3 separate regions of the Homo sapiens genome follow, and regions 2 and 3 are each linked to region 1. A link is an interaction called in ENCODE POLR2A ChIA-PET data of the cell type or tissue named here. Cell type or tissue: PC-9. All regions are shown on one strand. Each heading gives the region's core, and the rest is flanking DNA. Links, peaks and the distances in the headings are about the cores only.

Region 1 (8,000 bases), core at 1-8,000:
AACTCCCAACCTCATGATGTGCCCACCTCGGCCTCCCAAAGTGCTGGGATTACAGGCGTGAGCCACCACGCCCGGCCAAGAGGAACTTTTTAAATTTTGTTTTGCCATTGCTTAAGATGGATTCATATTCCTATAGATATTGACTAATTATCTTAATATCTAAATTTCATTCCAGCCTTCCCTGGCTACCCTACTTTAACAGCAAACCACCTTCATCTTGCTTTATTTTCCTTGATGGTATGTAACATTACCTGACCTTTTATATTCATTGTGCTTATTTACTGTCTACCACTAATCCCCCACCCCCCTGCCAGGTAAGTTATAGGAATGCAAGGATGGCATCAGATACTGTTCAATTCTGTGTCCCCAGCACCAAAAACAGTCCCTAACACATCAGACACTTAATAAACAAATGTTGAACAAATTAATTTTTAAAGTTCTGACTTATTATCTCAGTAAGTAATTATTATTTTAAAGTTGAAAGAGTACTGATTCTGTAAACCAAAAATAAAATTCTAAGGGCCCCAGCCTTCTGAATGGAACCCTCCTCTTGGCCAAAGGCATTCCAAAGTTAACCTGAAAAACTAGTTCAGACCATGATGGGAAGGGGAAGTTGGACATGCCTCATTATATCCTACACCCTTTTGGAATTTAGTAAGAGCCAACCAGCATTAGCATCAACACAGACCTGAAGACTTATAAGAAACATTTATAATACAATCTATTCTCTTTGAAGCCTGCTACCTGGAGGCTTCATCTGCATGATAAAACTTTGGTCTCCACAATCCCTTATCATTGGAACTCGGACATTCCTTTCTATTTATTCCAGGCTTTTAGATAAAAACTAAACTCTTTCAGCCAATTGCCAATCCGAAAATTTTTAAATCTACCTATAACCTGGAAGCTCCCTGGCTTCAACTTGTCCCTCCTTTCCAGATCAAACCCATGTCATCTCACAGGTATTGATTGATATATTATGTCTCCCTAAAAAGTATAAAAGTAAGCTGTACTCCAACCACGTCTTCAAGACTGTCTGTGGCTGTGTCACAGGCAAGTCCTTAGCCTTGGCAAAATAAACTTTCTAAATTGATTGAGATCTGTCACAGATACTTTTGGGTTGACAATTCCATGAACCATTATACAAATATTTGTAGCTCTCAAAGAATAGTTTGAATAAATAAAATTATTGGCCGGGCACAGTGGCTCATGCCTGTAATCCCAGCACTTTGGGAGGCCAAGGCAGATAGATTGCCTGAGGTCAGGAGTTCGAGACCAGTCTGGCCAAGATGGTGAAACCCTGTCTCTACTAAAAATACTAAAACTTAGCCAGATGTGGTGGCATGCACCTGTAATCCCAGCTACATCAGGGGCTGAGGCAGGGGAATTGCTTGAACCAGGGCGGTGGTGGTTGCAGTGAGCCGAGATCATGCCACCTGCTCTCTAGCCTGGAAGACAGAGCAAGACTCTGTCTCAAAAAAAAAAAAAAAAGCAAAATTATTTGCATTAAACATTTTTATTCACCTCCACAAATTATCTCCTACAATTTCAACAAAGTACTGAGCCCATGGAAAACTGGGAAGACAAGGAAGAAGCACAGGAAATTTTATCTTGTCATCCAACAGACACAAGCCACAGCAACACAAGTCAAAAGTCTTACTAAATGTTAATATTAAATTAAATGTTAAAGATTAACACAGTCAAAGAAAGGACCATCTCTTCTGATAATGCTCTTCCACTTGCCTTCTCTGTCTGTCTTTCTTTCTTTTTTCCAGGTCTCACTTTGTCACCCATGCTGGAGTGCAGTGGCACCATCATAGTTCCCTGCAGCCTCAAATTCCTGGTCTCTAAGTGATCCTCCTGTCTCAGCCTTCTGAGTAGCTGAGACTACAAGTGTGTGCCACCACGCCAGGCTAATTTATTTTTTGTACAGATGGGGTGTTTCATTTTTAACATACCCTGGAGCACTATAAATGATTCTGGTCAAGTCATACAACTAAATGTAACTGGATTTCTCCCCCATTAAATGGGGAATTTGAGCCAGATCAACTGCCAGCTCTTAATAGAGAAGTACACAAAGAAGGGAGGAAAAGTCTAAAAAAAAACAACAACAAGAATTTGGTGTTATGATTTATGTGACTGAAAAGTTTAACAAATAATAACTACCATGTCTATAAACAGGTTAATATAATATACACCATTGGGAGAAACTGACTTTTTGCTTTCCCCATGGAACGACATAGCCTTTTTGATGGGTGGGCCATAATAAACAAGAGTTTTAGATCCACTGCATTAGATGACCTTTAAGATCCTTTCCAAATCTACATTCTAAGGAGCTGAGAACACTTCAAGCACAGAACAAAACAAAACCTCTCCAGAATTAATTCCCCATCTACATAATGAGAAGTTTCCGATACCTAAGACATGTACAATGGATGAACGCCTACATTTAGGAAGAGCACTGAAAGATACTGTTATACAGCCCACTCAACCAAATAACCCTAGTCTATAAAAGCAAGATCCAACACCCTACCTGCAAAACCTCTCATTACTAGTGGTAATAAGTCCTCACTTGCCATGGTTTCTCCATCTCTAAAATGGGGAGAATAATAGCATTGCTTTGGAGGCCTATTGGGAGGATTAAATAGATAACACGTGTTACGCACTTCATTTAGTGCCTGGCATTCAATAACATTATTATGAGCATCTAAGTTAATAACAAGAGGATGGTGATGATATTATCTGAATGGCAGGACAGACCAGAGAGCTCTTCATGACTAAGAATGCAACATAAGTGAAATGAGAAAGCAAAATGCTTCCAGGGGAAGAAGACAACCTTTAGAATCACCAAGCAAATGACTGTTTAGCATGAGGCTGGCTATCACCAGTACATTCAAAATTAAAACTGTGGCCACAGATTCAATCATGAATAATAGCCCTGCTGCTAAAGGAAAGAGCACACAGATCCAAATGGGAACCCATCAAGTCTGTAAAACATTAACAGCTTAATAAACATCAGCTCACACCATCAACACACAGTGTTCGAGTCAACTAAAGAGTACCAACTAAATTAATACCAAGTTGACTAAATGAAATGCCTTGGGGGAGAAAAAGGCTCATGGGTGATTCACTTTTATGCTGACTTCCCTATAAAAACATCTTCAACAGGAGAGGCAGGAAATTCCAGTGAGTGAAAGGGGGCAGCTATATGGAAACCATCATACTGCACATTTTGCTTTTTAATCTACTGCAAAGTTTTGGTTTAAAGGAGCACATTCAGAAATTTGCTCCTTTAGAAACAGAAAAGTGAGTCTGCTAACAGATCTGATCCTCATATACCATGTAAGTGAAGTCCACGGAAGAAAGAAAAAGCCAGTCAAAAAGCATATGACTGATACTTTCCAGACACACACAAAAAAACACTATTAACATGGGAAATGATGTGAAAGCTTTTAAACAAGTATGTATAAAAAGCAAAAAGACCAAGTTAGAGATACTTTTTAAAAGTTCTGCTATGAATAACAGACAACTTCATTTTACACAACAGATTTTGAATCTATTGTGTAGATTTTTGACTCTAAATCAAGTCATAGTCTCCCAGTGTATGCAGACATATAGATGTATGTGTGCTTTTTGGGTACACATTTTTTTCTGTTCTGATTTTTTTTTCCTGTAATAACCTGTAGCTTCTCACCATTTTGTTTCTCATTTCACCTGTTCCTCTTCTGATAAATTGTCAAATATCTAAGCAAACTACAGGGATGAGCAAACTTAAATATGGAACACCTGAGCTTCACAAACTACCACCCACTAACTGTGGGATATTTGAACAAGTTACCTAATCCTTTTAAATCCCAGTTTGCTCAGTGATAAAATGGGAATCCTGCCATGGACCAAGATGGTTACTGTGGAAATTCTAGTTAGCACATGTAAAATGCATAATGTATAGGTAGGCCCAGCAATTCTTCACTAAATATCCATTTTTTAAAAAAATCAGACATTCCAAATATGAATACATTAATAATTCAAACTTTTTTCACTGTAAGCAAAATGCTTCACATTAGGGTAATTTCTACAGGAGTCTCTGGCGGGGATTACAGCAACTGCTAGGTATCATAAAGGGAGCTAAGAATTCTTCTCTTTTAAAAGCAGACATTCTCAGCATAGAGGAGTTTAAAGAACTTAAAGAAAGCAGACATTTAAACAAAATCAGTTTTTAACAGCTTTTGCTAATACTACATACCATGCTAACAATATATTGTGACTATAAGTAATTGGTGATAACAAACCTCACCACAGTCTAAGACATTAAAATTGAGACCAACATTTTCTTATAAACATACATTTACCATATGACCCAGGATCTCACTCTAGGTATTTATGCAAGTGAAATAAATACCTATGTTCATACAAAAACTCTGTGTGAATATTTATGGTGGCTTTATTTATAATAGCCAAAAAGCTAGAAATAGGGCAAATGTCCCTTGACTGGTGAATGGAGAAACAAATTATAGTATACGTACACAATGGAACACTCCTTAGCAATGAAAATGAGTACTGGCCAGGCACAGTGGCTCACACCTGTAACCCCAGCACTTTGGGAGCCAGGGCAGGAGGATCATTTGAGGCCAGAAGTTCAAGACTAGCCTGGGAAACACAGCAAGACCCCATCTCTGCAAAAATTAAAAAAAAAATTAGCCAGGCATGGTGGCACATGCCTGTAGTCCCATCTATTTGGAGGGCTAAGGTAGGAGGACTGCTTGAGCCCAGGAGTTAGAGGCTGCAGTGAACTGTGATCATGCCACTGTGGTCCGGCTTGGGCAACAAAGCAAGTCCCCATCTCAAAAAGAAAAAGAAAAGAAAGTGAGTATTACATATTAATATACGCAACATGTTAGAATCTCAAATGCAGTATGGTGAGAAAAATAGGCCAGACGCAAAAGGTTACATTGTTTTATTACATTTATATGGCATCCTAATAAAGGCAAAACTACATAAAGTGAGGAAACCAAGGTAGAAAATAGTTCAGCAGTTGTCAGAGGTTGGAGGTGAAGAGAGGAGATAACTACAGAGAGGCATGGAAATTCATCAAGTGAAGAAATGCTCTATATCTTCACAGTGATGGTGGTCACATGACTGTATACATTGTGAAACTCATAGAACTGAACATTAAAAAGGATGACTTTTAAAATTGAGGAGCTTGGGGGAGTTTTCTCTATAAATTCATAGTTTTTTTGTTTTCTTAATTTTTTTAAGTATTTTTTTTTTTGAGATGGAATTTCGCTCTTTTCACCCAGGCTGGAATGCAATGGCACGATCTCAGCTTACTACAACCTTTGCCTCCCGGGTTCAAGCAATTCTACTCTCTCAGCCTCCCGAGTAGCTAGGATTACAGCCACCCACCACCATGCCCAGCTAATTTTTGTATTTTTAGTAGAGACGGGGTTTCACCATGTTGGCCAGGCTGGTCTCGAACTCCTGACCTCAGGTGATCCGCCCACCTTGGCCTCCCAAAGTGCTGGGACTACAGGCATGAGTTACCATGCCGGGCCTTGAATTCACAGTTTTGAAAGTCAGGGAAGCAGTCAAAGTAAGGAAGATGGAACATCTAAGATTAAACCATTTATTTTAGGATAAAAATATGGAGGCAATAAATAAAAAGGGAACCACAAATAGATTCATTTATGAAGAACCATAAAACAGAAACTTTTAAAAATTTAACCTTAAATGAGCCAATAAATTTAAAGGAAATCTATTATAATCAAGAACTACAAAAGGAATCAGTTTTATGAGAAAATGTGAAAGGCAATAATTTCTTTTAGCATGTTGTTATTCAGCTTATGTTCAGTAATGATACCAAGAACCATCAGAAATAACTTCTAGAAGAGATGTCTATATAAATTTAAATATGTGGCTATATCTGAGATAAAATAATCAACAGGAGCTTGCTTCCTTTTAGATAAATCATCAACTTCTGTCTGTCAAAACCAGTCTACATGTCTGAAAAACAATGAAACTAGAAACTCAGGCTCGAGTAACTTGAGGGTTGGGAAGGACCCTGATGAAATGGATGTCATTACTTCCTCTGCCAACGTCATAAATCTTCTTATCCTTGGATGTCACAGCGGGGGGTTTTTCCTCCTTCTGGAATTCTGGAATGCCACCTCAGCCAGGATGGTGTGAAGGGCAAATTCTTTTTTTTTTTTTTGAGACAGAGTCTTGCTCCGTCACCCAGGCTAGAGTGCAGTGGTGCGATCTCGGTTCACTGCAACCTCCACCTCCTGGGTTCAAGTGATTCTCCTGCCTCATCCTCCCAAATAGCTGGGATTACAGGTGCCCACCACTGCACCTGCCTAATTTTTGTATTTTCAGTAGAGACGGGGTTTCACCATCTTGGCCAGGCTGGTCTCGAACTCCTGACCTCATGATCCACCCACCTCGGCCTCCCAAAGTGCTGCAATTACAGGCATGAGCCACAGCACCTGGCTAGCAAATTCTTTTAACACAGAATAAGCACTGAGAGTCTGGGTGCAATGGCTCATTCCTGTAATCCCAGTACTTTGAGAGGCCAAGGCAGGTGGATCACCTGAGGTCAGGAGTTCGAGACCAGCGGGGCCAACATAGTGAAACCCCATCTCTACTAAAAATACAAAAATCAGCCAAGTGTGATGACATGTGCCTGTGGTCCCAGCTACTCGGGAGGCTGAAGCATGAGAATCACTTGAACCGGGAAGCGGAGGCTACAGTGAGCCGAGATGGCACCACTATGCTTAAGCCTGGGCAACTGAACAAGACTCCGTCTCAAAAAAAAGAATAAGAGCTGAGAAAGGAATTAACTTACCCTTCTATTTCATGTTCTTGACCATCTCCTGTCACACCTGCTGATGAGCCTCAATACTATAGCTTCAGATGCCACAGACCAAAGCCCTCAATGCTAGCTGACCTGAAACCGAGCTCCCAAGAAGAAGGCTAATACTATATGCAACGGAAACCTTTAAAGGTCATTGCAGCAGTGTTTGGCTAGCAGGACAATGATCAATTGATCTCTTTCTGTGGGCTGACAAGAAGATAAACATAAAGGCAGGCAGTTTTCAAGGCCTATCCTACTGGGAATTCAAGCATCTGTGATCCCAACACACACCACATATCAAATCTGGCAGAGCAATACCCAAATCCCCTGTGCTCACGCATACACAAATGTCCTTTGGTGAAATACATGATTAGGTGGAAAACCCATCATGGAAGCCAGCCATCCTAAGTTAATTCAAACTGATATTAGAAATTGATTTATCCAAAACAAGGGATTTTCTTTCTACAGAATGTAATGAGGCTCTGGAAAACACAGTTTGATTACTAACAGCAGAGCCTGTGGTTTGTGCACAGATTTGCCAACCTACCATGAAGAATGAAGCGTTCTGCTGCATGCCCTCACAGCCCCAGACTCTGTGTGTGAAGGGTAGGAATGAAATATTCCATATGTTTTCTTTGTCAGTGACATGGCTATTGAAAGCAAGGCCATGGTAGTCTCCCTGCTGAGGGACTGGGTCAAGCTATTCATGTGTAACCAGGCAGATGTCAAGATGGTAATGGGAAAAACATCTCAAACTTTTTTTTTTTTTTAAAGAAGGAGACCCAGGGTAGAAAACGCACAACTGTATTTGAAACACTCAGCCAATCTAAATAGGTTGTGAGGGCTACTGCATACGTTAGCTACTATTCTGTCTTTGTAATTCATGTTTAAATCAGGTCTGAATCAAAACTCAGAGAAGTTTTTAGTTTCTGAGAAAGATTTAACCGTGCTTAAGAATGTCATATAAACTTTTTAAAATATGTAATACTTTAAAGAAAGGATTTTAGTTCTAAATTTACTTTTAAGATAATAAGCTTTTCTTTAGCTACAAAACCAAGCATTAATCTCAAATGTAAAAAAAAACATAGGAGCACCGTGGCTCACACCTGTAATCCCAGCACTTTCAGAGGCTGAGGCAGGAGGATTGCTTGAG
Region 2 (10,711 bases), core at 1,138-9,137, 240 kb before region 1:
TGCTGGTACCATGCTTCTTGTACAGCCTGCAGAACCATAAGCCAAATAAACCTCTTTTCTTTATAAATTACCCAGCCTTGGTTATTCTTTGATAGCAATGCAAGCAGACTAAGATGGCAAGACAGATCACAGACAAAGGCTACCTAGCTCAGTCCTACCTAGCTCATTTCCAGGAAATGACATCTAAAATAAGGTGTGAAAGATAAGTGAAAACTGACCAAGCATAGAAGAAAAGAATATTGTTTTTTTGTAGAAGGAATAGCAGGGAGAGAAGAAATGGATAGCTTCCATGAGTCAAGAGAATGGATGAAACACAGGTTTTAAAGAGATGGTGGTCAGGATAGTTGAGATAAGAGAAGTAAACCAGAGTGGCTACAAAGGGCCTTACGAGCTAAGTTTAAAATTCACTTGAGTTTACTATCCCTGAATGTCCATTACCTCATTACAAGGGGAAGCCATGGAAGGTCTACTCTAAACTGACATAGAGAGATACCAAGCATGGGGCCAGGACAGAATAGGAACACAATAAATACCTGTTGATTCTGAATTCAAGCTGGTGATTCGTATAATCAAGGTATGTGAAAAGTGCAATGGGAGCAAGGAGGAGGGACGGGCTAGCTCTACCTGCAAGGGATGGGAAGATTCACAAGCAGGCAAAGTTGGCTTGGGCCTTAAAGGGTGAGTACGACAATGGGTGTGTTAAGTGACTTGTTATTTTTCTCTGCAATCTTCTATTAGCACATACTGACAGTCTTTGGGGTCCATCACACTCTCAAAGACCTTCATGCCTTGAAAATCCTGCAAATTCACACCTCTATTTCTAGTTTTTTATTTTGTACTAATGATGTATTATCATACTATAATGTTGGACTAGCTTTCCAAAGGCATGCGGTAGAAACAGGCCCCATCCCCAACAACCTTCTTCCTTACCAACAAAACATTAGCTTTATTCAAGACAGAAAAGTGCCAGCCCTGGGTTGGTGGGGGTTAAATCGTGATTGACCTAAGTCAGTCATGACTATTTCATTAACATTTGCCAGACACTCACTTTTCCAGGCTCCCTTGCATCTAAGGGCAGTCATGGGACCCAGTTCTGGTCAATAATATTGTGGTCATTTAGGTATAAGAGTGAATCAGCTGGGAGGGCTTCTGGGATACTTTTGTTTCCTCACTGATAAAATGACATAGTCATTCCAAGAAAAGGATCTTTTGCCACTCCACACTCCCACTCCTTGTCACCTGTCTACTTTTGAATACTGTTGTAATATCTGGAGACACGGCAGCCATCTTGAAACCATGAGAAACAGGCAGAAGAATCAATGACCTACATAAATATAGAGATGAAAAAGTGCCCGTCAACTCAATAATACTGTGGAACTGCTGTTCTCACTTTAGACTACTTATCTCCAGACTTCCTATTATGTGAGATAATCAAAGTGATATGGTGTGGGCCACTATCCGTCAGGGTTTTATTACTTATAGCCAAATAGATTTTAAATTATATAGATGTTTCCAGAAAGAGGACTATCTTTCTTCTCACCAGGATTATGAAGCTCTAAGACTATTAATAAAATGGCCAACTAGCCACACAAAGATGCAAGATATTGTTTTCCCAATCCAGAAAGCAGAAAACTTTCTTCCTTTAATCTTCCCTTCCCAATGATGACTCTTCCTTGGCTGGGAGGAGATGTTTGCACTTCAGATTTCATACCTCCAAATATTACCTATTGCTTCATTGCCCTTTATATTTGGCCAGGCCTTTATTCATGGTGGCCATTCTGGAGACCCCAGCTGGTTAGGAAAATTGAACTTGTCAAAAATCAGAGTGAGATTCTCCTTGGCAACTGCAAAGGTAAGCTGTCACCAGCCCTGTCAACAGTCACAGCAGAAAGAGAGCTATTTATTCATCTAAGACCTTCATGAGTCACAGTCTAAACATTCTGCAAACCCTCCCCTGGCAAGTCATACCCTGCCCCAGTCTCTGGGGAGAATGCTTCCCACCCAGAGCCACTTCAACACAACAGACTCTTGGCTTTGGCTGTCTAATCTTTGGGCTGCACAAGTGGTCATGTTATTAATGACTCTGAGTCATCATATAGGGTATTTCATCTGGAGTGTGTGTAAAGAGGAGGAAGATGGAGGGCTACTGTAGCCCAGACAAGAAGTGAGGCTTCCCCTTGCTATGCCTCTACCTCACTGTGTACCCTTCAAAATGCAACCAATTTCTTGCATTATAATGCTTCAAATCTCTCCACTTCTTGGTGAACTCCTTTTTTTTTTTTTTTTTAATGAGATTGAGTTTTGCTCTTGTCGACCAGGCTGGAATGCAGTGGCGTGATCTCAGCTCACTGCAACCTCTACCTCCCAGGTTCAAGTGATTCTCCTGCCTCAGCCTCCCAAGTAGCTGGGATTAAAAGCACCCACCACCAGGCCCGGCTAATTTTTGTATTTTTAGTAGAGACAGGGTTTTGCCATGTTGGTCAGGCTGGTCTCGAACTCCTGACCTCATGTGATCCACACGCCTTGGCCTCCCAAAGTGCTGGGATTACAGGCATGAGCCACCGCGCCCAGCTGTGACCTCCCCTTTTAATGCCCTCTTGTTTGTCCGTGTCAAGCAGCATTCAAAGAACTGAACAGTACCCAGATGGGTTTGCACAGTGCTGAGGGTGAGAGAGATGGCAGACAAGGGTTCTGTTTTTTATATATATATATATTTTTTTTTTTAATTTTAAGCCTAGGTTTTTAATTATACTTTTTCATTTTTGTTTTAAATTTCTGCTCCATGCCAGTGTATACAGTGAATATGACCATGCCCTTTGAATGTTAAGCCTTGATGGCACCTTTCATGCAGAGCTTGACTCCGTGTATGTAGTTTAGTTGTTACTTCTTTCAGGAAGTCTCCTCTTATTTATTTAAGTGGTGCTCCGTTTATGAGTCCCTATAACACCTGCTACCTTCCTTAACAAAAGAGTTTATCACACTGGTAATTTGGTCACTCCTGTGACTGCAAGGTCTGTAAGAGCAGGGTCTATCTCGTCACCTATGTCAAGAACATTCTCTGACACATAGTGGGCACCTCAACTAACATATAGCGAGTGAGTGAGTAGATGGGCCACCTTCTACAGCCTTCTACAACGGAGCAAATCCCAAAACTGGCCTTCAGGCCCCCAGACTTGGCCTAGACTTGGTAGAGAAGATGAGGACAGGACTGATCAGAGGGATGTTTCTGATATTCTATCATTCTGTGGTCACGGCAACATCAATACCTTGTGGATATGGACCAAGGCTTATAGTTTCCTGTCCAATAAAAGAGAATCTGGCTGGCCACAGTGGCTCAAACCTATAATCCCAACACTTTGGGAAGCCCAGGCAGGGGATCACTTAAGCCCAGGAGTTTCAGATCAGCACAGGTAACGTAGTGAAACCTCATCTCTACTGAAAAAACTAAAAGTTAGTCAGATGTGTTGGCATGTTCCTGTAGTCCCAGATACTGAGGAGGCTGAGGCAAGAGGATCACTTGAGCCTAGGAGTTCGAGGCTATAGTGAGCTATGATCGCACTACTGCATTCAGCCTGTTCAACAGAGTGAGACCTTGTCTCAAAGAAAGAAAAAAAAAAGATGGAAAAATAGGTCTTAATATTATACGTTTGCTGCGGAGATTAAAGGAGATTGCATGCTCACAGTCTGTGACCCATAGTAAGTGTTCAATACATGCAACTGCTATTATTACGAGCTAAGAAGGGACTAAGAACCAAAATCAATGTTTCTTCCTGTTATAACATAACCCTCCCACCTGAATGTCTGCCCCCTTGTGGTGTTGCCAGGGAATGCTAGGATTTATCTGGCTATCTTTCAATGCCTAATATGACACCTAATTTGAAATCACCTGGCACTCGCACACACAATGTACGCTCTTTTCCTTAAATCCAGATTGTACCTATTTACCTGGACGTATCCAGAACTTGCACTGTGGCCTTTTCCAGATGCAATCCAGCTTTTAAGATTTTATGTGTAATCCCCATCTCTCCCGACCTTACTGGACTTTGCCTCTGGACTCTCTGGAGTATGAGTCCAAGCAGCCCTCATAGACTCTGGCATGGGTTTGTCTGCTGACTCTCCTGGCTCCCCACTTCCTTGATAGGAAGTTCTCGTCATGTCTTCAAGTTCCTCTCAGCTGAGACCACAGCCAACTAGCCAGCTGGCTTCCTGGTTGAACAACCAACACCCCTGGGTCCAGCACAGAAATGGTACCCAGGAAAAGTGTATGGAATCCAGTGTCCTTATGTTTCCTGTCCATTTCCAGTTCATCACTGGGATGGGGCTGAGACCTTATCCTCAACAAGGCTAAAACCTCCTCTGAAATGGCTATGTGCCTCACACCAAAGGACAAGAAAATTGCCCATTGGTAGGCAAATGTGAGTGTGGGAGTGAACCCCAAAAACCTATCAATTACCCTGACCCGAAAAAACACTATCAATGTAAAATGCAGCCCAGAGAATAAACATATCCCAAACCAGTTTCAAAGTGTGATTGACACCAGATAAATTCATTTTGGGGGGACCATGTTAAAAAGGGGAAGGGAGAAACTCGTTGAGCACCATATGCCTGACATGTTCTCACATAATCCACACAACATCCTGTAACCTTGATAGCTCTGTCTTTAAGGTGAGCTGTGAAACTCAGATCAGATTAGTAATTTACCCCAAAAGTTACATATTAAGTGACCAAACATGGATTCAAGCCCATATCTGTCTCCAAGCCCAAGGTCTAAGAACTCTCATTCTCCCATACTAGCCATAAAAAGGTAAAACTCCCCTTCTAGAGATGATTACCCATAACATCTCCCCTTGGTAGACACTCTGTCTTCTCCTTTCCTCTGCAGACTTTCTGTTGAGATCCTGCCCAGCCAACCAGCCAGCGGGCTTTATTCTTCTTAAGGCCTTTAAGAAGGCCCTCTCTACTTAGAAAGGCAGTAGCATAGAGCACAGTCATTAAATCTGGTTCCAGAGCCAGGTAGCCTAGGTTCAAATCCCAGTGCCACTACTTACCAGCTTTGTGACATTGGACAAGGTATTTAGAGTGTCTGTGCCTCAGTTTTCTCTTCTGTAAAGTAGGGGCAATAGTAGTAACCTATCTCACGGGTGGTTGTGAAGATTGACCGAGTTCATATGGGGCTGACATATATTAAGTGCTCAGTAAGTTTTAGCTACCAGTATTACAAGTTAATTTTATAAAAATTTGACAAGGCATTATAAATTTCATTGGGCAGATGAGGAAACTGAGGCAGAGGACGGTTAATATCTTGTCCATGGTCACACTGCTTATCACAGGGAAAGCCAGGATCAGTTGAAAAGAAAAGGGGGGTCTCCCAATTCCTTACCCAGGGCACTCTGTCCTCCTGCTCACTTAACCAAGAGGCAGAAAAAGCAATTTACCTGTTAATACAAGACATAATCTCCCCTCCCTGATGTTCTCCCTGTCACATGAACCACAAAGAAGTCACCACAAACATCCATTTATTTATAAACCTACAACATTAGCCTCTTCACTTAAAAGCCTCTTGGTAACTTGCTGGTTAAAAGCGTTTCAGATTCTGTCAGAGAAACAAGCTCACACTGACATCTTGTCTCCATATGCCTTTGAAAACCTGCTGAGAGTCCCTTAATCCCTCGCTGAGGAACGTTCCTCTGCACTGTGTTCTTCTAAGGTTTCCACCGTTGGGTGTGGGTATTTTCTGAAAGCTCTCTCTTTTGAAAAATTCCCATGCTTTGAGTCATGCCAAAATCAGAGGGAAATGAATGCTGCCAAAAGTCCCAACATTTACATAAGCTCTTAATCAGCCCTCTGGTTCATTACAGTGTGACATATCAGTTACACTGCTGTTCAGGCAAAGAAATGGGGTCTTGGAATCTGCAGAGGGCCCTGGAAAATTGTGTTCTCTGAGTGGAAGTGGAGCAGGTTCCAGCTTCTCCCTTTATAAAAGTTCGATCTTGGCTGCATTTGTGTTTACGTATTTAGTAAATATTTATTGGTTTCTTAATATGGGGACCATAATAATTGATGGAGAGACAATAATAAGTAAAAAAGATATGACCCCTGACTTTATGAAGCTTATAGTCTAGATGGACAACAGACACTAATCAAAATAAAGGATACTGTGAGAGTATCTAGTGGGGGACATAAACTTGACCCCATCTGGGGTTCAAGAAAAGCTTCTGCTAGTGAATGATGTTTCACCTGGAATCTGTAGGTCTGGGGAGCAGGAACGTCTAGGCAGTGTAGTACAAAGCGGGGTAGATGAAGTAGAGAGAGCAGAGAAAATGAAGATAGATGAAGCCAGTGAGCTAAGTACATCTTTATTTTAGAGCTATGGGAAACCACTGAGAGCCTGTAGCCACCGTGTCTAAGGGCGTCACCATCCTGATTATTATAAAATATTCTCCCTGTATTATGGTTATTTCCCTGTCATCTCCTACCCTGATTGGCATAATAGCTACTATTTTGCTAGCACTATTTTATATATACACATATATATATTCACATTATATGTGTTTTTATATACAGAGAGACTACACACACACACACACACACACACACATATGGTCTCACCAATCCTCACCCCAACTCTATAAAGAATATACTATCATTATGCCCATTTTACCGATGAAAAGAAGGCTCAAAGACAGCAAATAATCTGCCTATGACTACACAGATGAGACAGGTTGGAAGGCAGGTCTCTCTGATTCCAAGGTCCAAGTTTTTAACAAGTCAATACTGCAAGTTCCCTGCAGTCAGCAGCTGGGTCTTTCTGATTCTGCTTGGTTTGCTAATGCCTGGCCCACAGGCATTACAGGTGTATGGAACTAACTTCCTTGCTTGTCCAAGCCTCCTGTCCCCTACTCCTCACCTAATCATAGGTGACGCTTCTAAAGCCCTTACTTACTGCATGCCAGCTATGGTTCTAGTACTTCATGCATATTTGCTCATTTTCATTTTTGCCGCAACCTATGAAGTAGGTACTATTATTTTCATCCTCTCCATTTTTCAGATAAGAGAACTGAGTTGCAGAAGCATTAATAGCTTCACCAAGGACACACAGTAATAAGCGGCCCAACAAAGATTCTAACCCAGGCCGACTGGATCCAGAGCTTGGACTCCTAACAACTAGAGATTATTGTTCCTTTCGCAATCCAGCCACATGAACCTCCTTTATATTTAATGCAAAATATGCATTGTTTTTCACCTCCAGCCTTCTCAAATGTCAATGTCTCTTCCTATGCATTCGCCTACTCCACCTAACCTCACTTTCCCTTGGGCTCCCTCCTATCCATCCTCCAGGATTCTTGGTCAGGGTCAGCTGCCCCTTCTGTGTGTGCTACCCCATCACCCTGTGCTTCCCCTTCCCAGCACTCAGCACATAAACTGGGTATTTCAACTACAGGTTCTCTGTCCACCTCCCACCCTTGACTTGAAGCTGCACAGGACAGGGTCCAAGCTACCCAGGCATTTCTATATCTACAATGCCTGCAGCTTGGCGGGGGCTCTATCATTACTGTGAAATGACCAGATACATTTATAAATAAGTGAATAAATTTGAATAGTTTTTTTGTACCCCAAAGTGGTTACACATAGCAGGCCTCATTCAGTGTTGCTGAATGAAGAGTCAAGCGTATAATGTTATTCCAGAATTAAATTTTTACTTGTGGTTTTCTTTTTCTCCCTCTTTGTTTTCAAAGCCCAAAGAAAGATGACAGAAGAACAAAGATGAAGGAGGAGGCCACTGGTTTACAGGAAGGGTAAAGGACAACGACTATCCAGATTTTTCTTCCAACTTTACTTTAAGAAAAAAAAAAAAACAAAAAACTTGAGGTCCTCCTAAACCACAGGCATTTGAGCAGTCTGAGGGGTAGCCTCCTGGACTCCTTGTCTACCTGTCTCTCCTGAAGCTTGGAACCTGCAACAGCAGGCCCAGGGGCTCCACTGAGAGTGCTGGAGGCTCTGAAATGGAGCACGGAAGCTGGCGTGAGCTGTGATTGTTCCTGAGCCGCAAGGACAGTGGCTGTTCTGGGCACTTCAGGAAGTACTTGCTCCAAGAGGCCCTTCCAGCTATTGTTGTTAGGCCTGAGCATGCTGGGCTGGCACCAGGACAAGCTGCCCTCTCCAGGTCAAGGATTGGTCCAGGGCATTAGGGGCAGGAAGGTGAAGTGGGGAGGTAGCGGGGGAGGGAAGGATATGCAAACTAGGAAGGAGTCTTGGGCCTGGGCTTCTCTTTTCTTCAGGCCATTAATGCCAGGAGCCACCTGCCTCTAGGTTTATTTCTGTCTCCTCTGGCCATACACTGCACAGATTCATGATAAACCAGATGCTGCCAGTGATATCTTGGCTGGGTCCACAAGAACTATCAAGTGCCGTGAAAGGAACATGGGTTTTAGAGTCCAAGACTCTGGGCTTGCATGCTGGCTCTGCCCCCATGTGTGCCCTTGGGCACTTCTGAATCTCCTCTTCCTCTTCCTTTTCCTTTTCCATAAAAAAGAAATGATAACCAGCTTGAGAGGTCATGAGGATAAGATAAGCTAAGATTAATGAACTTGTCAGGTACACAATGGCAATGGGAAAATGCTAGCTTCCTCCCTTCTCCTGAGCAGCTGGACAAGGAAGGGGGTGGGCGTCAGGGGGAGCTTGGGCAGCAGATGTCACATTTCAACGTGTTCCTCCCTAGCTCAGGCTGCAAGGCCTGGGCACTGAGCCCACTCCAGCCTGAATTCTCCCGACAGCTGCTCAGCTTCTCTACTTGTCCTTGCTCATGACTCCTGATTGAACCAAGAAAAGCCTCTGCTTTGCTCCAGTGACAAAAAAATAAATAACAAGAATGATGTAACATGTGTCTCTCAAGGCCATCAGCCACAGAGAAAGTCCAGGCTTCCGGATCTGTACCCCAAATCCACACCAGGATTCCAAACCAATCCCCTGCTGTCCCGTGGATTCTGGTAGCTCCTGTGTTAACCCTCTACCTGCAGGCAGCTCTGCCTCCCCCTTGTCTTGTGACCAAGGCCACCAACACTGTCACTGAGGCACAAAATTGGCTGGAGGCAGGAAATGAGTTCCTAAGCACTAAGTCTTTGCAACCTGATCTTTAGTAATAATTTATTACTACATTATACTAGTTTAATTAGTAATAACTAATTATTAATACTAATTAAATTACTGGTTTATTCAGCAATAAATAAATAAACACTTATTGAGCACAATATGCCAGACACTCTTCTAAACTCTTTATGTTAACTTTTTTAATCTTCACAAACACATTTTGAAGTAGGTACTGTTCATAACCCCATTTTACAAAGAAAAAACTGAATTTTAGGGAGTTTAATTGCTGAACCAAGGCCACAGAATTGGTGAGTTGCAGGTAAAATTTGAACCCATTTCTGCAGATGTCAAGTTGTGTTTTTTTGTCTTTCCATCATGCTACTGACACCCAAACCAAATGAAACTGGCAGCCCGGATTCTTTCAGAGAGATGTTGTAAAAGAGTTCCCCCAGCAACCTCACCTGTTAAACCCCCAAATTAAGTCTGAAGAGCAAAGCAGGAGTCTGACTGCTCTTCAAAGGGAGAGATGTCAGGAAGCATGATGTAGTGAAGCCTCTCTCTGCTAGGTGCTAGAAGTGTACTCCTAGACCTGTCAGCGGCCCTCTTTGGTATTCAGGATCTTCATCTGTAAAAGGAGAAGATAAAAGTAATTTGGCTTCGACAAGATTCCTTCCAACCCTGACATTCCATAATCCTATGAAACAGCTACCATTTATTATTTCCTCTGTGCCAGATACTGTGCTGAGTATTTCACATAATCGCAAAATCATCACAGCCAACAAATAGCTGTGATGGAGCTGCAAATGATGGAGCACTGCTTATTTGCCAGGCTCTGCTGTAAGTACTTGCCCCTGTATTATCTCATTTAATCCTCAGAACAACACTAAGAGGAAGGTATTATTATCCCCACCACCCTCAAGGATCTAAGGCTCAGAAGAATGATACAAAGCTACTCAAAGTCTCCCAATCATTAAGTGCTGCTCTTGGGGTTTGAACCCAGATTTTTCTGACTCCATAACCCATGCTTTTAATCACTGTACTACTTCAAGTGCCCCCTCAACGTCAGGCAAGGGCAGACACCAGGAATAGGCTGTGTTGGTTTTTGGTTGCCCCACTGACTATCCATCTGCAGTTGTTTTTCTTCCATTCTGATCATCAATCATAGTGTGACTTAAATGGGTCAGGATAAGGAGTCCCCAGCTGCCATGCACAGCCACAGCAGCCACTGCCCACAGTCCTTTCTGTGGGCTTTCTGGGCAGCATTAGTGGAAAGTCCTATCTGTGAAGTAAACTAACAAGATTGGGGGAGGGGTCCCCTTATTTATTTAATCATCACTCCCCAAGGCTAAACTGGTGGCCTGGCAACAGTGAGTATTTTCTCTGAGCTCAGAAGCCAACTCCAAGTGTTCAGGGTGAACAGGTTGGGAAACTTGAGAACCACACAGACATCAGGAAAAATTCCGTGAGTGGTTGTCTGTGGTGAAATGATGATATGGCCCTGAGTTTGCTCTCCCCAGGAGAACTTGGAAGCTGCCCCCTTTTCCACCTCCCACCTCACTTGGAACTAAGTAAACCAAGAAATTCTAGGAAGCAGCCCAACCTGAAAGAGCTGGCTTCTCCAGGA
Region 3 (10,711 bases), core at 1,570-9,569, 840 kb before region 1:
TCACAATGACTTTTCATGTCCCTTAATTATCTTCTCCTCCCATTAAGTATTATTGCCTTTAAAGGAACATCCTGCGTTTCTGGTTTTTTTTTTTTTTTTTTGGTAATTTGTTGCAAAGACATACTGATCTTCAAAAACATCTTGAAAAGATTAATGAACTAGCTTAATATTTTTGAAGACAGGCAAAGGAAAATGAAGGAGCCAAATATGGTTAATTAATTTTTACTTTGGAAGGCAAGCATGACAGCTCCTAGAACAGAAACTCCAGGTCCAAGATTCGATACTTAGTTTCCACTTTATGAAATAACTATATTCTCAAATAAGCTGAAAACTTGTCAGACCAAGCTCATAATAGAACCTGAATTTGAACAGAATGGGAGGTTTACCCTCAAACATTTTCTTACAAAATTGTTCTTTTTTATTATTTTTATTTTTTTGAGATGGAGTCTCTCTCTGTTGCCCAGGATGGAGTGCAGTGGCAAGATCTTAGCTCACCACAACCTCTGCCTCCTGGGTTCAAGTGATTCTCCTGCCTCAGCCTCCTGAGTAGCTGGGACTACAGGCGCACGCCATCATGCCCAGCTAATTTTTGTATTTTTAGTAGAGACGGGGTTTCACCATGCTGGCCAGGCTGGTTTCGACCTCCTGACCTCATGATCCACCTGCCTCAGCCTTCCAAAGTGCTGGGATTACAGGCGTGAGCCACCGTGCCCGGCCCAAAATATTCTTTATATTATCACTAATATTGCAGAAATCAAGATTTGGCTGAAATTGTCACTGTTGTACCAGACTCCAGTTTTATATTATTCCAGTTGCTTCTTAAAGTCCAATCTCTTAAACTGTCACTCTTCTCCACCTCCTACCCTCTTCCTCAGTTACCACACCTTCCATAAAATCACAGTTGATTCTCATACCTATGGCTTTCTCTTTCTCTTATAAGGTTCCAGTACAACTTGCTCTTAAGTTTATGTGTTTAATGAGGCTTAATGTATTATTTATTCCAAAGCACTTGCATTTTACAGAAAACAAAGGCTGAACTCAGTGGAGTGAATCTCTAGTTGTAGAAATAAGACTTCAGAAGGCAAGTGAAGAGAGGATTATTGGAATTATAGAAGAATCTTTTGAGAGCCTCAGCATCCCACCAGCTCCACTTAATTGAATACTAGAACCCATGTATCTTCTTAGTGCTATAAAACAATCATAGTTCCTGGGAGAAACCAGAAGCTACCTCCTGTTTTTCTAAATATCTATTTCTACTTATTGGTCAATTTGGCATAAAGATTCAGGGATTTTTGGAAGTGGAGTAGACCATAAATACTTCTCCTTTGCTTTTGCAACTAACTCAGGAGAAGATTATAAAATGAATTGAGTGCAAAGGAAGTGAACTATAATACAGCCAACTCAAACAATGTAAGAAGATGGTTATATTCCTCAGATTTAATTAGTATAAAATAACAATGCTCTTCTGAATTTATGCATTCTCTTTCTATTCAGGATGTTAAAGCACATCACAGATTACTAAATAGCCCTCTGATCACCTGAATATACAGGATTAACCTATGGATTTAATCAAGTAGGGCTAGATTAAAACCATTAATGTTAAATATTATACCATCAAAAGTATTTATTTAGAAAATCAAATGCTACCTTTTGTTATGCTATTTTCAGACCAAAACTAAATATGCAGCTAATAAAATATATGCTTTTTTGTTGTTAATAGATTGACTGCAGGATCCCTGTACCATCATTTTCTCCAAATGAGGGACTTAGATTAATATTCTATTGATCAAAATTGCTTTTCAAATATAATCCATGTACATGGGATTATAAAATATAGGCATAGAAAAATAGTTTAAATCAGTCAGACCTTTTTTTTTTGGTTAGGAACTTTTAACGTAATTCTGTTTCTGTACATAGCCAGAAACCTTAAACTAGTTCTTACTTATTTCTTTTATCTCCTTCACAGTATCGTGACTAACTGTTGTGAATTTTGCTTCTGTAACATTTTTATTATCCATTTTTTGCTCACCATCCTTGCTTCTCCTTCCTTAGTTCAACTAGTTGTCATTTTTAGCTTGGACTGTTGCAGCAGGCTTCCTGCTGGTTGGTCTTCCTGTCTCTAATCTAAACTCTTCCTATATCCCTTTCACAGGACTATTGGAAGGATCTTTTTAAATAGTAAACGTGCTTGTCATGTGCTTGAGGCTGTTTAATGGGTTTCTATTGTATTTATTGGGTATAAATTCTAAATTCTTTAGCCTGGCCTGTGAGGCCCTCATTGCTTAAAACCACTTTTCCATTCTCTTCTTGGCTAAAATTGTCTCTTGCTGCCCCTCTTTCCAAATCACCCTGCACTCCAACCTACAGAACCACTTTTGCTTGTCCCCCAGGGAACTTTGCTCTTTTATACCCCTGTCTCTTTCTCCACAGTGCTTCCTGTGTCTGGAATGCCATTCTTAATTTGTCTCCTTGGTGAATATCTCTTTATCTTTGAAAATTACAGTTAAGGATCACTTCCTCCATAAAGCATTTTTTTCAATATTGTATTTAGAATTGAATTTTGTGCTTATTCTTCTCACAGTTTGTTTGGACATGTCAATTATTCCTCCAATCAGATTCTTCTGAAGAATTAAGCAATCCATTTTGTGAATATTCTTCTGTTACAGTGCTTAGGATATGTCATTTCTCCCATTATCAGAGTATAAGCTCCTTATGAACAGGGGCTGTAGCTTCCTCATTTTTGTATGTCCAAATATTTAAATAAATTTGAAATATTTTATTCACCAAATATCTTAGCATCTTACTGTATGTGCTCAAAATTATTTTTTGTTATTGGAATTGTATTTTTAACATATTTCAAGTTTGCAGCACTTATTTTAATTTACACTTATAACCAAAGACTATACATTTTCTAAACATTTCAAAACAGAACAGGTGGATCATGGCATTCCTAAATAAATATTTAACTGGGGAGAAAAATATGGGCTAATACAATCAAAATTTGGTTACAAGTCCATCTTACAGGTCATGAAAGTAATTTAAAATAGTATTTCCTATTTTTACTATTCATCAAATCACCTGGAACACTTTTGAAAAACTAAAGATTCTTTTTTTATTATTTATTTTTTTTTATTTTTTGAGATGGAGTCTCACTGTGTCACCCAGGCTGGAGTGCAGTGGCAGGATCTCAGCTCACAGCAACCTCTGCCTCCCATATTCAAGCTATTCTCATTACCTCAGCCTCCCAAGTAATTGGGGGCACATCACCACACCTGGCTAATTTTTGTATTTTTAGTAGAGATAGGGTTTCACCATGTTGGCCTGGCTGGTCTCAAACTCCTGACCTCAAGAGATCCGCCCACTTTGGCCTCCCAAAGTGCTGGGATTACAGGCGTGAGCCACTGCGCCCGGCCAAAAAACTACAGATTCTTGAGTCCTGTTCAGAATCTCCTTTGTTGGGCTAAGAAATCTATATTTAAAACAAATCATTCAAAAATACTCTCTAGTAATTCTTATCCAGCCAGCCCCTCAAATAGCATTAGAAAATCATTAAGAGAGCTAAGGTAATTTTGATGCACAGTCAGGATCAGAAATCACATCTTCCAAAATTAAATTACAAATAATTTTATTTGACAATAATTAAAACATCAATGTATTATTTTTAACATCCCTTTATCAGGCATATAGCTAAACAACTACAAAGACAGAATTTGAAACCGAGAATTGCTCTTTCCTAGGCCTACCATTTTTCTTCTTTATTTTGCTACCCTCAGAAAAGGATATGCTGCTCGAAGGTGCCAAAAGTGGCATGGTACTATTGTATCAGGAAATGTTCCTAAAAATATTTTAATGAAAATTAAATATGCAAAATTATTCCAAAAATGTATATTCTTGTTGCTTGACAATCCAACTTTAACTAATTTTGTCATATTACAGCAGCATGACAGCTGCCTGGTCTCATGATTAAAGGGTAACTTTTAAGAAATATATAGAAACATCAGAACAGAAGTACTCTTAGAGTTTGAAAAACCTGGAATTAGGCTAATTAAATCATTTCAGCATGGTGAAATTTTAATCAAAAATTAAAATGTTATTAAAATCAAATTTTATAAATATTAAATTAAATTTATTAAAATTAAATTAAACTAAAATTAAAACTTTAATTCCAATTAAAAATTTTTAAATTAAAGAATGAACTCCTTTTGGGTTTCCTCCTCTGATTTTAAAATCCATGTATCATGCACGGAGCACTCTAACAAAAAAAGAAAAAGTCCTATCTACATTTGGCTAATGTAAGTACTCCATGTAGGTTCTGGACTTTTCTCCCTTGTTGATCCATTCCCATCTCTAGAGTCCAGAGCATACATCCCTATACTTCTTTCATGGGCCTGATCACTGAAGGCCTCAAAGTACACCTAACTTTCCTTAATACCTGGTTACCACTGGTTACCAATTACAGTGCAAATAAGCTATTATGGAATAGGGTGGATCAAAGGGTTGGACCAGGCATCTTAACCAAGAAAAGAGGTAATGTCAAATGACTCATCTCATAAGAGGATTGGCTTTTTAATAAATGTATTTGTTTAGTTTGTTCATGTCTATGTCCATAGTTTCTAGAAATTCAGACAAGTAGATTACTGGAAAAGGGAAGGCTCTTTTCAATTCTGCAAAAGCTTGGAGTTTATTTTCACAGTGAAGGCTGTATTGTGGGGCTATGACTAAAAGATAAAAAGTTCTAAAACCCATGTAGAACTGCCTAATATGCCCCCTCACAATAACCATGTCCTTTTCCTGCCTTTGCTGTTCTTTTTCTCCCTAACTGGTTTTTGCATAACACCCCAAACAAGGCATTACTGGGAAGATGATGAAGTCTTAGCTGAGAATGAATTCCAAAATGCTTACCATGGCCTACTGTGCACTGAAAAAGTGTTTCCCTGTGAGATCTCAGTGACTCATCTCTTACTACTTCACTGTCTTATTGCTGCCACTCCTTTCTCTCTAACTTCCCTGCCCTTCATGAAATACATCAAGTCTGTGCCAGACTCAGAGCATTGGCATTCCCATTTCTGTGTCTTAAAGGTACTTAGCTGAGATTTCTGCTTGGCTCCCTCCCTCATTGCATGCACTTCTCTGCTCAGATGCTACCCTCTGAATACTTTATTCAGGCTTTTAAGAGGCTTTTCAGAATACTCTATAAAATAGTACTCTCTGTGTCTACCAAAACTCTCTATCCGCTCTGCCTGCTTTATTTTCCCTCAGAGCACTTTTCACCTCCTGACCAATTATGTATTTATTTGCCATTTATCTCTACCCACTGAAATTTGAGTTCTATGAAAGTAGAGATTATGTCTTTTTGATTCAGGTATGTTTGGTTTCTAAAACACTAACTGATGCACTAGAAATTTATAATGAATATATTAATTAATATATATGAATAAGAGAATTTCAGCTTACTAAATGCATCAGTGGCTGATTTTTTAAAGTATAGGTTCTCCAACATGTTATCACGTGTGTGTATCAGGTAGGGCCCGGAATAGTTATCCCTGACGCCCTTTATCCTCTTCCCCAACAAGCACGTACTCATTCCACTTTACACAATCACACACAAATGTACACACTCACAGCTTGTATGTACTGCCAAAGTGATTGCTGCCAGACACCATACAGTTGGATATATTTAAATCATTATTTATTTTTGTAGTCTGTAGTTTGAGATTTAACAATTCATTCTGCTTGAACTGATTTTGTAGCTCATCAGTGATGTTGCCAGTCAGCCATAGCATTTGGGCCTTGGATGATGCAGGTTTGCAAATACCCCAGAAAGTCTTGCAACAGCATTATGGCATCTTTTGTAATTTATAACTTTTTTCCCAGTGTTATTGTAACCCCCCTAATGCATCAGTTGCAGATATTGCCATCCTAAGTTTGCAGAGTGGCTCTATGTGCTAGATATTAAGACAAAAATTTGAATAGGGCTGGGCGTGGTGGCTCATGTCTGTAATCCTAGCACTTTGGGAGGCTGGGGCGGATGAGGAATTGGAGACCAGACTGGGCAACATGCCCAAAAGCCATCTCTGAAAAAAAAAAAAAGAAAAGAAAATGAGCCAGGCATCATAGTGGTGTGTACCTGTAGTTATAGCTACTTGGGAAGCTGAGGTGGGAGGATTACCTGAGCCAAGGAAGTTTAGGATGCAGTGAGTTGTGATCATGCCATTGCACTCCAGCCTGGGTGTTAGAGTGAGACTTTGTCTCGAAAATAAATAAATAGTTAAAAATGAAATGGTTTATGTGACAAGGCACGATGTATGTGGTGCTAGACAGCCATGATAGTCAATCCTGACTTTGCTACTTGCTCAGTCGTGTTGTCTCACTACTAAGGTGCCTGACATTCCACAACTTAGTTTCTTCTTCTGTAAAATGGGAATCATTATACCTACTTAACAAAATTGTTGTTAAGGAATAATAATATACGTAAAGCACTGTTTGGCACAAGCCAAATGGCAATTATTGAACTAGAACTAACTTTCAATCCCCACAAAGGCACTCAACTCAGTGCTAGAGGCATAGTGGGTGCTCAAGTACTATTTTTTGGGCAATTGAATCTATCCTATTGTACTCCTTGGAGACCCTGCTATGATTATCTCACTTAATAAATAAGACATGAAAAAGAACCTGTTACAGTAGGAATCACCTGGTGTTCATGAATTCACAGTAATCTTATCCTAAAATTTGAAAATTATAGTTTGTGTATAGCTAAAACAAAGACCAAAAACCTGCACTAGGAAGAGAATGAGAGTACTGTACTCAGTGTAATCTTTCTGTCTCCAGATAACACTTTAACTCTTAGGAAGGGGCAGATTTGAATCACAGCTAAGATGAGTCATCACAATCATTTTGCTGAAAGAACTGTCAGAGAAGGGGAACAACTTTTAATATGTCCAGATGCATACCTTTTAATTTTTCGTGCCAACAGGGAAGGTTATTGGAAATGATAATCTAAACAATTTTTTATTGAATTATGTGGTTATGAGGTAATATTCATATGCACATACATATACCCACAAGTACTTCTGTCTATAGCGAATACTTTCCCAACTATATTTACTTGGAATATTGTGAAATGTATGCCCTTTTCTTGAGTCTATGTAAATATTGGTCAGAGTATATAGGAGAGGGGAAAAGATGGCAGAAGAGGAAAAGTATTATCAGAAAAATCAATTGTGACTTACAGATTCAACAGATTTGACTTATGCATCTGTTTTAAATAACCACAAAAACAATTTTGTTTTTTACAAATACAAATATATACGGTCTTTTATCATAGTTTAGAAATTTCTTTATCAGTAGGGCAGAATTCAAACTTTCACTTTGCCTTCCAGTGTTGTAAAAAAAAACACAATTTTTTTAATTTTTAATTTTTATTTATTTTTATTTTTATTTATTTTTTATTTTTGAGACGGAGTCTCACTCTCGCCCAGGCTGGAGTGCAGTGGCACGATCTCTGCTCACTGGAAGTTCTGCCTCCCGGTTTCACGTCATTCTCCTGCCTCAGCCTCCCGAGTAGCTGGGACTACAGGCGCCCGCCAACGTGCCCGGCTAATTTTTTGTATTTTTAGTAGAGACGGGGTTTCACCCTGTTAGCCAGGATGGTCTCGATCTCCTGACTTCGTGATCCGCCCGCCTAGGCCTCCCAAAGTGCTGGGATTACAGGCGTGAGCCACCGCGCCCGGCCAAAAAACTGTAATTTTGAGCTCAAATCTCAGCTCAGCCATTGATTAGCTGAATGACTTTTAGGGACTTTTTCTCATTTCTTGATTTACAAAATGAAAATGAAGATAGCTACCAGAAAAGACTCGTTATTACAGATTACAAGTGTATCTACACACACATATACGTGTACACACATTTACATTCACATATATTATATCAATTTCATTCATGTATGTATATATAAAGCCTTACATACTAAGTTTCAATAAATGTTTCTATTTAAAGTAAAATGTAACCACTGTATAACATACATTATAGATGTTTCTTCAAATAGTGTAAATACCAGCCTTTTCCAAAAGAGAGGAATAATGTTCACTATGTATTCTCTTTTATTACAGGCTTATGAAAAAATTGCTTACCTCCTCACCAATTTAGGTAAGTCCATTTTTCTTACTTCACTCCTTAGTCAGAAAATAACATATGGGCATTTCAGTCTGTAGTTACTTTATATAATGTAGCATTTTAATAACTGCAATTATTTAAGTATTTACCAATTAAAAAGGAGAGGGGTAGTATAGGAAGTTGGTCTATATTGAATAACAATAGAGAGACAATGCATGTAGTTACAAAATATTTTTACTAGAAATCAGCACACCTAGTTCTTCCTACTTAGGAGTGCTTGCTTCTCCAACTTTTCAGTTCTTTGGGTTTTTCCTCAATATTTATTTTTTATCAAAGTGTTATACTACATGTACACTTTTTAAAAGCCAAAACAATATTAAGAGATTTACAATGAAAACCAGTACTTTACCACATCACCCATTCCTATTTTCTATACCAAAGGAACTACTTTTTAACTTTTTTTTTTTTTTTTCTGAGATGGAGCCTTGCTCAGTCGCCCAGAGTGGAGTGCGGTGGTGACGCGATCTCGGCTCACTGCAAGCTGCACCTCGCAGGTTCACGCCATTCTCCGGCCTCAGCCTCCCGAGTAGTTGGGGACTACAGGCGCCTGCCACCACGTCCGGCTCATTTTTTGTATTTTTAGTAGAGACGGGGTTTCACCGTGTTAGCCAGGATGGACTCAATTTCCTGACCTCGTGATCTGCCCGCCTCGGCCTCCCAAAATGCTGGGATTACAGGCGTGAGCCACTGTGTCCGGCTACTTTTAACATTTTTATCTGTTTATTTTGTTATTTCCCACCATGTTTCCACGTGATATCGTTCTATTGCCATTATTGGATTTTATCTTTTGATAGCTATTGCCTTCCCATTATACAAGTATGAATTATTAAGACTTAGCTCTTAATGTTCCCTGCAGTGCCCTGTCCCCCGACACTCCATCTTTCATTATCTGATAAACACAGTTATTTCTCCTCCTTCCAAGGTGGATATATCAGCATTTTTAGCCAAATTAATCGTTAGTCTTCACATCATTATGTCTCTATAACTATTTTCATACCTACGGCATGGTATATTCTATAATTGTGTATACTTTTTATACCACTTCTGTATTTTTTAAGCTAATAATGGCCACTTTTTTGCTTATTTTTTTACATACTTTTCTTAATTTATCCCAAAGGTTTTGCCAAGACTCTAAATTTTCTCTGAATATATTCAGACACATCAAGTATTATACAAACTTGATTTTCTTCTTAGAGTTACCCTCTCAAGCTGTCTCCTCCAAACTAGATGGGTTATTTTCTAGGCCTGTAGCCAACTGCATCTAGACTTACTTTCATAAACACTCTGGGAATTCCTTTTATATTTTTCTAGAATTTGGATACTACTTACTAAATCCTATGTCTTATTCCTTCTTGGCTCAGTTCCTTATTTTGCTACTTGTAAGTAAGTTTCTTAAAACTTTGTAGATCTGAAAATGTCTCTATTCTAGCCTCAAACTTGATATCCATGTTCCTAGGTATGAAACCCTATGTTAGAAATACTGCCCCTTTGAATTTTGAAGGAGTTTCATTTTCTTCTGGATTCCAGCATTGTTACTGAGAGCTCTGCTACCATTCTGATTCCCAGTCCTTTGCACAGGACCTGTTTTGATTTTTGTTATTTGTTTATACTCTAGAATAATTTTGAATCTTTTCTCATTTTGAGATTTCACAATGATGTACTTTGGTGAAAACCTTTTATCATTTATTATGCTGGATACTTAGTGCATCCCATCAATATTGATATCCATTGTGTCCTGTGGGAAGCAGACACTGAGATGGAGTTAGTAATGCAAGAGATTTCTTAGAGGAAAACTCCTGAGGAAAGGAGCAGGACTGGATAAGGAGAGCCTCAGACAACAATGCAGATCTGATGGTTTTAACCAATCCAATGGAGAGCTCTAGAACAAATATTTCAAGTAAAGATTTAGAGGACTCTAACATTGGGTATAATTGAGTATAATTGGCCAAGACCTAGTACCCCTGTCATTCTGAGTCACTGGTTGGTTGTTGCCTGGGAAGAGCAAGACCTTGGCATGAAAGCTGAGGTATAGGATGAGGCTGGAAACAGCTGGAGGCTGACTGTACTCCTTGCAGCTGAACAGCAAGTTCTTACTGAGGGGAAATCCTAGTGACAAACCTCCACTGCTGCCATAATCTGAAAACTCAGAAACTTCGCTTCCAGGAGATTTTTGTATATTCTTTGTTCAATAATTTACTCCTTTAAAAAATCTTTCTGGAACTCTTTACATTCGGATGTTTCTTATCATATTCAATAGTTTTTTTTTTCTTTCTTCCTTTTCTATGATTTTTGTTGGGATTTCTTCAAGAGAACCTCAACCTTATCTTCCAAGTATTCTCCTGAATGTTTTATATTGACTCATGCTTCACATTTTCTAGAATTATTTCCTGTTCTCTGAATGTCCTTTTTCTATGTCATCCAGTTCCAGCTTCACAGATGCAGTGTCTTAAGTAGGCAATATAATGTAATTGTTAAGAATATCAGCTCTAGAGTGAGAATGCCTGAGTTGAAATCTTTGCACCATAACTTACTACATTAT

What was found. ChIA-PET counts read pairs that join two places held together with the same protein. Peaks named below come from ENCODE experiments on the same cell type or tissue, not always from the same donor. Only the 100,000 strongest peaks of a DNase experiment are listed, where the experiment ranks them.
Region 2: POLR2A ChIA-PET joins it to region 1 with 7 read pairs; 3 of 35 experiments call an interaction of 5 or more read pairs at or near these places.
Region 3: POLR2A ChIA-PET joins it to region 1 with 11 read pairs; 1 of 35 experiments calls an interaction of 5 or more read pairs at or near these places.

Annotation. Positions count from the first base shown.
Region 1 is chr11:27,453,290-27,461,289 of GRCh38, forward strand. The region is part of intron 1 of LGR4 (leucine rich repeat containing G protein-coupled receptor 4); the gene reads right to left. Among named protein-coding and RNA genes, the nearest start is that of LGR4-AS1, 14 kb to the right of the region's middle. In PC-9, for the core only: no CTCF peak of the experiment used is centred there; DNase peaks (open chromatin) are centred at 588 and 3,122; H3K27ac peaks cover 2,724 bases.
Region 2 is chr11:27,207,769-27,218,479 of GRCh38, forward strand. It overlaps BBOX1-AS1 (BBOX1 antisense RNA 1), which reads right to left. Exons shown (of 4, transcript NR_125768.1): 2 at 9,549-9,712. Among named protein-coding and RNA genes, the nearest start is that of BBOX1-AS1, 5.6 kb to the right of the region's middle. RefSeq lists an enhancer at 8,070-8,575. In PC-9, for the core only: a CTCF peak has its summit at 3,784 (motif pointing left); DNase peaks (open chromatin) are centred at 1,993 and 5,763; H3K4me3 peaks cover 740 bases; H3K27ac peaks cover 2,994 bases.
Region 3 is chr11:26,616,354-26,627,064 of GRCh38, forward strand. It overlaps ANO3 (anoctamin 3), which reads left to right. Exons shown (of 27, transcript NM_031418.4): 18 at 8,109-8,145. Among named protein-coding and RNA genes, the nearest start is that of MUC15, 49 kb to the left of the region's middle. In PC-9, for the core only: no CTCF peak of the experiment used is centred there; DNase peaks (open chromatin) are centred at 4,418, 4,988 and 6,878; H3K27ac peaks cover 1,064 bases.